Linked DNA regions of Homo sapiens: region 1 is linked to region 2. The links are chromatin contacts, found by Hi-C or POLR2A ChIA-PET in ENCODE. All regions are on one chromosome and are shown on one strand. The core of a region is the stretch at or near the end of the contact, and the rest is flanking DNA. Distances in the headings are between cores, read along the strand shown.

Region 1 (3,872 bases), core at 646-3,145, 910 kb after region 2:
ATTGAAAAAGAGACACTCCCTGACCTTAAGTGGGAGAGAAAACAATTATTTAACCATGCCAAGAATATCTGTTAGTGGTTCCTGTTCAACATGGCAACCTAGGCACACACATTCACCTCCTCTCTGCCCCAGAGTGGCTCTGAGCTCAGACAGTAAGTGAGAAGAACAAGTGTGCTATGGGCAGCAATCTGGATTAAAGGGAAGACTATTTATAGGTCCTGTGGACACAGAACAACATCAGCCCCAGAGGGAACCCTAAGAATTACTCTAAACAGCGGAAGATGGCCAGACGCGGTGACTCACACCTGTAATCCCAGCACTTTGGGAGGCCAAGGCGGGTGGTTCACCTGAGGTCGGGAGTTTGAGATCAGCCTCGCCAACATGGTGAAACCCCATCTCTACTAAAAATACAAAAATTAGCCAGGCATGGGAGCACATACCTGTAATCCCAGCTACTCGGGAGGCTGAGGCAGGAGAATGGCTTGAACCTGGGAGGCGGAGGTTGCAGTGAGCCAAGATCACGCCATTGCACTCCAGCCCGGGTGACAGACTGAGACTCCGTCTGAAAAAAAAAAAAAAGAGTGGTAGATTTGGCTGTGGACGGCCCATGGTAGGGATATTGGAGCAGCAGGCAAGGAAACGAATGGACCTCCAGCTCTGTTCTGTCGGGAGACAGACCTATGGAGAGCTGGAGCCGAGTCCCATGTCCTTCAGCAGATGTCTTGTCCCAAGGCAGCCAGCAGCTCCATGCTCATGCACCTGAGGAGGAAGCCGATGACCAGGCCTGCTCACTTCCTCCAAGATGAAAATCCCCCCTCACATTCAGGGGATGATGGTACGCCTTCGGGTAAACAAATGCACACAACTGCAAAGGAAATCTCTAGTAAGTACTGTAGTTCTTTATTTATAAATGGGATTGTCCACCAAGAATCGCAAGACATTTGAGGAAATTCAACAGCTTGAAAGAGAGAGACTAAAATGACTGAGGCCGGGCACAGTGGTTCACACCTACAATCCCAGCACTTTAAGAGGCCGAGGCGGGAGGATTGCTTGAGACCGGGAGTTTGAGACCAGCCTGGGCAACCTGGTAAAACAATGCACACAATGCATGGTGCATGAGAGGCCCTGTCTCTACAAACGGTGAGACCCTGTCTCTACAAAAATACAAAAAATTAGATGGGCATGGTGGTGCACACTTGGAGTCCCAGCTACTTGGGGAGCCGAGGTGGGAGGATCACCTGAGCCCATTGATATGGAGGCTGCAGTAAGCCATGATTGCACCACTGCACTCTAGCCTGAGCGACAGAGCAAGACCCTGTCTCAAAAAATTTAAAAAATAAAATAATTGAGTTAATATAAGAATGGCAGGATAATGCAGACAGGGCAGTGGTTCATTAAATTACTTTCTCTATTTTATGTCTACATGAAGTGGTTTTTGAGACTGAGCTCCGCTCTTGTCACCCAGGCTGGAGTACAATGGTGCGATCTCGGCTCACCACAACCTCTGCCTCCCGGGTTCAAACGATTCTCCTGCCTCAGCCTCCCAAGTAGCTGGGCCTACAGGCATACGCCACCACGCCTGGCTGATTTTTGTATTTTTAGTAGAGATGGGGTTTCACCATCTTGGCCAGCTGGTCTCGAACTCCTGACCTCAGGTGATCCGCCCACCTCGGCCTCCCAAAGTGCTGGGATTACAGGTATGAGCCACTGCGCCCAGCCTATGTGAAGTTTTCATAGTAAAAAATGAAAAGTAAGTGTCACTGAGCACTTACTAGGAGCTAAGCACTGGATATACAGTGGAGAAGGAGAGAGAGTGCCCCTCCCCCATGCAGAGCAGTCAGAAATTAAAGCAAACCACATAAAGTGTGGTGAATGTTATAACTGAGGGAGCAATGACACTTCACAGTGTCAGGACGAAGCAGGAAGCGAGAGAACCAAGAAAGGGAAATGGAAGCTGTGGGGGTGGCCCTAGCAGTGACAGAGCAGGCAGTGTATCTTGTGCCTGGAGGCTTTCCTTTCCCCAGGACCCAGTGCAAAATGAAAATGGAGGGGCCCTTAGTTCAAAAACCAAGAAAAAGTGCCACCAAGGGACTTCTAAAAGCTTTTTTCTCTCTTTAACAACAGTCTCTCTCTTGACTTTTTAAATGTGTTACTTAATGTCATTTTCAGTAAAGGCAAATTAAAATTTTAAATGATTAGCATGAATTTTTTACCCATTCATCTTTGTTTTCTGCAATACCCATTTTAAATGCAAATATAAGAGCACTTAACTCGTATCTGTAATCACTGTAGTATAGAATTTGTGTTTCATAGCTCATACATACGTATTTTGTTCTTACCAGAACAGTGAGAACCCTGCATGAAACACACTCAACTGTGTTTATTTCATTTATTGATTGCACACATTCTACCACCTCTCTCTGCCTTCAGCTTGTTGATGAGTCAAGAAGGACTAAAAGGAAACGCCAGAAGTCCCAGCTACTCAGGAGGCAGAGGCAGGAGGATCGCTTGAGCCCAGGAATTTGACTCTACAGAAACTAAACATTATTAGCCAGGAGTGGTGGCACATGCCTGTGGTCCTATCTGCTCAGGAAGCTGAGGTGAGAGGATGGCTCGAGCCCAGGAGTTCAAGCCTGCAGTGAACTATGATCATACCACTGCACTCCAGCCTGGGTGACAGCAAGACCCCGATTCTTTAAAAAAAAAAAAAAGACTGAAAGGAAAAGACACTGTGGGTTGCCCCACCTTTTCCTGTCTCTCTATGTCATCATTGTCAGTGTAAGCTGTTGGCTGACACAGGAGGTAGCATTAGTAAGGAGGACATGATAGGGCTCCTTGTCCACAGCCTTCTTTCTGTGTTTACAGAAAGTTTGGGTTGGAAGAGAAAGCATGGCCTCCCATTAGGCCAGCCCTTCCCCACCCCCATCCTGGCCCCCCACAGAATCATAAACATAACACACTTAACCTTGTTTTAAGACAGGGTCGGCCTGGCACAGTGGCTCACGCCTGTAATCCCAACACTTTGGGAGGCTGAGGCAGGCAGATCACCTGAGGTCAAGAGTTCGAGACCACCCTGGCCAATATGGTGAAACCTTGTCTCTACTAAAAATACAAAAAAATTAGCCAGGCGTGATGGCGCACGCCTGTAATCCCAGCTACTTGGTAGCCTGAGGCTGGAGAATCGCTTGAACCCCGGAGGCGGAGGTGGCTATGAGCCGAGATCGCGCCACTGCACTACTCCAGCCTGGGCAACAAAGCAAGACTCGGTCTTCAAAAAAAAAAAAAAAAAAAAAGGTCTCGCTCTCTGTCTTCCAGGCTGGAGTGCAGTGGGGCGATCTCGGCTCACTGCAACCTCCGCCTCCCCTAGTTCAAGCAATTCTCATGCCTCAGCCTCCCGAGTAGCTGGGATGACAGGCCTGTACTACCATGCCTGGCTAATTTTTTGTATTTTTTTTTTAGTAGAGCTGGGATTTTGCCATATTGGTCAGGGTGGTCTCAAACCCCTGGCCTTAAATGATCTATCCGCCTTGGCCTCCCAAAGTGCTGGGATTATAAGTGTGAGCCACTGCGCCCGGCCATCACACACTTACCGTGGACTTGCTTTGCACACACGTGATGGATCCAACAGAACTCGGTGCTCAGGGGCATGGCGAATGCTATATGTGAATGGGCAGCAAACAACAGCAGACACATATACTGTACCAATCTGCCCACGGCTGCATTGTCCCATCTGACTTTGCTTACAGATGGAAAAATATTCAGAGATGAGATTGTTAAGGATTTCAAGATGATAAATGCAGGGCATTTAAACCAAGTGTGAGGCCCTTTAGAGTGTGGGGCGCTGTGCCCCTGCACAGTCCACAGTGCCCAGG
Region 2 (3,679 bases), core at 124-2,623:
AGAAGGCCTGGGGAAGAGTGGGGATGCTGGGAAAGCCTCCTGGTGAGAAAGCTCAGGCCACAGCTGGGCCAGGGACATCCACAGCAGTCTCCAGGCTCTGACACCCCCTCCCCAACCCTGACTCCCTCCCAGGGGAGAGAATAACTTGGCTCCAAAGCTGAGGCCAGAATATAAGCCAGAGACCTGCTGACCTGACCCCCCCACCCTGGAATCTACTGAATCTGGGGCCAGGAGCAAGGAAGGGCTGACCCCAAACTGAACAAATCAAAAAGCCAAGTTCCCCTCTGAGCCCTGCAATTTTTTTTTCTTTTGGACCAAATAAGGAAGGAGCACCTGTTACTTTATAATCATACTGTAGGACAGCCTCGAGTTGAAAGCCATGGGATCTGGAGTCTTGAAAACGCGGTTCAAGCTCCTATCTTTTCTATTTCCAAACTCAGTGTCCTAGAGCAACTCACTCACTTTCCCCAAGCTTCAGTTTTTCTATCTATGAAATAGACAATGATACTCCTGTTAAGAGGGCGCTTGTAAGGATTTGGGGGACCAGAGGTTAAATTCGCTTCATTTTAGTTCACCTACGTTACTTATGTTTTGTTACATGTCTTAAGTTATGGTTTTAATAATCCCCCCACTCAAAAATAAACAAGATTAAAAGAATAATGAAAATAGTTAATAATAAGTGTCAACATTTATGGGCACTGATTTTGTGCTGTTTCAAGTGCTTTATACACATTAACTCATTTATCTTCATAAAAAGCCTATGAAGCCATTATACAGATGAGGAAACAGGCTCAGAGAGGCTAAGCATGTTGTTCAAGGTCACACAGCATGGAAGAGGCAAGCCGACTGACTCCAGAGCCTTAGCTTTGTGCCAGTCAGAATGGAAAAGAACTCCAAAAGACACCAACCTGGTTTATTCAAGTGCTGGCATGTAAGGATAAGGAAAAGCAGCCATCAGTTTGAATGACAGGCGATGGGTCCGGAGTAATTAGCCAAATGTATGAAGATTTCACCATTTCTAAACCATCCTGTTATATGACCACACATACCATCTTCATGGAAGTGCAGTAGCATCACCATGACAACTACTTTTGTGTTTTTACCTCTAATGTAATCGATTGTATTTTAAAATATTTTTAAATGAATAAAAGCTTTTGAATTTAATGTTTTAAGTAGGTAATACTTTCACCTGGTTAAAAACTCAAAAAGCTCGAGAGGCATAAAGTGAAAGGCCTCCTTCTCACCCCGGCCCCTGCCATCCTCTTCTCACAGTCAGCCAATGTTGCTAGTTTTGTGGGGAGGGGAAGAACTGATACTTTTTGAAAGTAGAAAGAGTGTGCTTGATTTGTTCTGAGGTCACAAGCCATAAAGCCCACCTTACTCTGGTTGATTTCTTCAGGTCGGCCTCAGCCTGATTTCCTGTACCCTTTGAGGCACTGCTGCTTCCTGCAGGTGATGGTTAGTCCCTTAGGGAGATGGTCAGTCCCTTCTCCCTCTGAACTTTCCCCTGAGGCACCCCCTTCAGTACCCGCTATGCTCCTGACCACATTCTCTCTGGCCTCTAGGCCTGACTGGTTCTCCATCCCCCAGAACCTGCAGAGCCTGTAAATGCCAGAGAAATCTCATCATCTCACACAGCTGATGTGGTAGAGGTGGACCCAGAGGTCACACCTGGGTGGCTTCAGGCTATATCTAGCCTATGAGATTTTTTGTTCTTTTTTGGTCTGCACAGTGATGTCAGAATTGGAAATCTTCACCTGAAAGTCCAATTTTCTGATTTCACTTGAAATATTGGCAGACTCAGCCACACTGAACCCATACTGATGCATGATGATGACAGCTGGAGCTGAGCAGCAGTTGCTCCCTTGAGAAGGAGCACAAGCTCTCTGGGTTGTATGGTCCCCGCCACTCTGGGTTGGTTAACATGGTAGGCAGGATCATAGTCACCTCCAAAGATGTCTGTGTCCTAATCCCTATAATTTGTGAATGTACTGTTACACGGCAAGTGGGAATTAAGTTTGCAGATGGAATGAAGGTTGCTATGCAGGATTATCTAGGTGGGTCCAATGGAATCAGAAGGGTCCTTAAAAGTGGGAGAGGGCAGCAGAAAAGAGTCAGAGAAAGAGAGGCAACCACGAAAACAGGGTCAGAGAGATGCCATGTTGCTGGCTTTGAAAATGAAGGAAGGGGTCACAACCCAAGGAATGTTGGCAGCCTCCAGAAGCTGGAAAAGGCAAGGAAATCAATTATCTTCCAGATTCTCCGAAAGGGAAGTCCCTGCAAACACCCTGATTTTAGCCCAGTGAGATCAGGTTGGTTTGAGAGCATAAACTTAAGTTGTTTTAAGTGACTAAGTTTGTAGTCATTTTGTTATAGCAGCAATAGAGAAGTAATACAGTTAATATGGGCCCTTGTAGGTCTCCAGGGATGGGGGAGTGGGGCACAGCTGTGAGAGCTGTTGTAAGTGTGCAAGACTCATAGCTTAAAGAGCTCGGTAAATGGCCATGAATGTTCTAATGAATAGGCGTAGCAGGCGGGTTCTGGGCAGAGTAGAGATATGGGTGACCCTTGCTTTGGTTTTTTCTCCCTCCACTCTTGTGACACCCTCTGCCCAGTTTCCTTCACAGCCCTGGGGCTTGCTGAGAGAGCCGGGCTGATATGTCAGGCCTTCAGCATTGAGTAGGGCAATCACTTAGCAAGTTGGCAGGTCTCAGCAGCTGGTGGAGGAATCTGGGCTCTGACTGAGGACAGGATTAGAGGTCAAAGTGGGAAAGTAGGGAATAGGCCCCAGACTGAGTAAAAAGACCAGGAGAGCTGAAGGTGGGGGAGGGTCAGGAGCAGGTTCTGAAAGGGGGTGCAAAGCTAGGCAGGGCCCAGACTTGAGGCCTGTTCTAGGTGGTGCTGGCTGGTAGGGGAATGACTGATGGTCTAGGATTGCTGAGGACAACTGTGCACCTGCCAGCACTGTCCTAAGCCTGCCTCTGAACACTAAGCTGTCAGCCTCTGTTTACCTTCCACTCTCAGTATAACCTGCATTCGGCCTATTTGTTGGGAGGCAACTGAAAAACTAATTTATCCTGAATTATTCTTAGTGACTGATAGTGGCTTACTGTGTCAGATACTTGCCAAGGAGATTCATGTTGAAGTGCATATCATTTTAACCTAAAAAGATGAAGTGCATTTAAGGTAGCAGTGTCTGAGAAGGAAAACCTCATGGCTACTGGTGGTGGGGGGTGGCAGGGAACATAGGATGTCACACGGTGGACAGCCTTACCTGCTCACAGGGCTGTACACCCCCAGGAGGTCTCTCATATTCCAGCCCCCATGTCCTTAAGTCTCTTTAGATTTTTTTCACCTGGGCTTTCATTACAATTCTTTTACTTTCCGTGTTTCCTGGGTAAGCTTGTTTATATATTTTTAGCAAACATTCATGTAACACTATGTGCCAGGCACCATTCTAAGTGCTTTACAAATGTTTATTTAGGTAACAGAGGTACTGTTGCCTCCATTTTACAGATAAGGAAACTGAGACACAGAGAGGCTAATTTGCCCAAGACCACGTGGCTAGCGAGTGGCTACACTTTCTGAGCCTCGGCTTTCTTGGCTGTTAAATTGATATGTATATACAAGCGCCCTCTGCATAGCAGGGCTTCTCAGACCCAACACTATTGACATTTTG

Evidence for each region. Hi-C counts contacts between places; a loop is a spot of excess contacts on that map. ChIA-PET counts read pairs that join two places held with the same protein, here RNA polymerase II (POLR2A).
Region 1: a loop to region 2 is called in a map with no recorded cell type, with 4 times the contacts of the local background. The contact joins two enhancer-like sites. A Hi-C loop is called at or near these places in 1 of 37 single-sample maps with no recorded cell type. POLR2A ChIA-PET finds 5 or more read pairs at or near these places in 1 of 52 experiments (OCI-LY7).

The regions. Positions count from the first base shown.
Region 1 is chr1:24,479,381-24,483,252 of GRCh38, forward strand. No RefSeq gene overlaps it. Among named protein-coding and RNA genes, the nearest start is that of RCAN3AS, 21 kb to the right of the region's middle. RefSeq lists an enhancer at 1,801-1,910. Within about 2 kb of position 1,896, at least 9 of the 41 ENCODE cell types and tissues checked have a DNase peak (open chromatin) inside an H3K27ac peak, as active enhancers do; they include OCI-LY7, where a contact is called at or near this core.
Region 2 is chr1:23,572,981-23,576,659 of GRCh38, forward strand. LOC124903876 (a long non-coding RNA gene) reads left to right here. Exons shown (of 3, transcript XR_007065537.1): 3 at 1-720. It overlaps LOC107984928 (a long non-coding RNA gene), which reads right to left. Exons shown (of 2, transcript XR_007065540.1): 2 at 3,456-3,679. Among named protein-coding and RNA genes, the nearest start is that of ID3, 15 kb to the left of the region's middle. RefSeq lists an enhancer at 1,777-1,866. Within about 2 kb of position 1,374, at least 5 of the 41 ENCODE cell types and tissues checked have a DNase peak (open chromatin) inside an H3K27ac peak, as active enhancers do; they include OCI-LY7, where a contact is called at or near this core.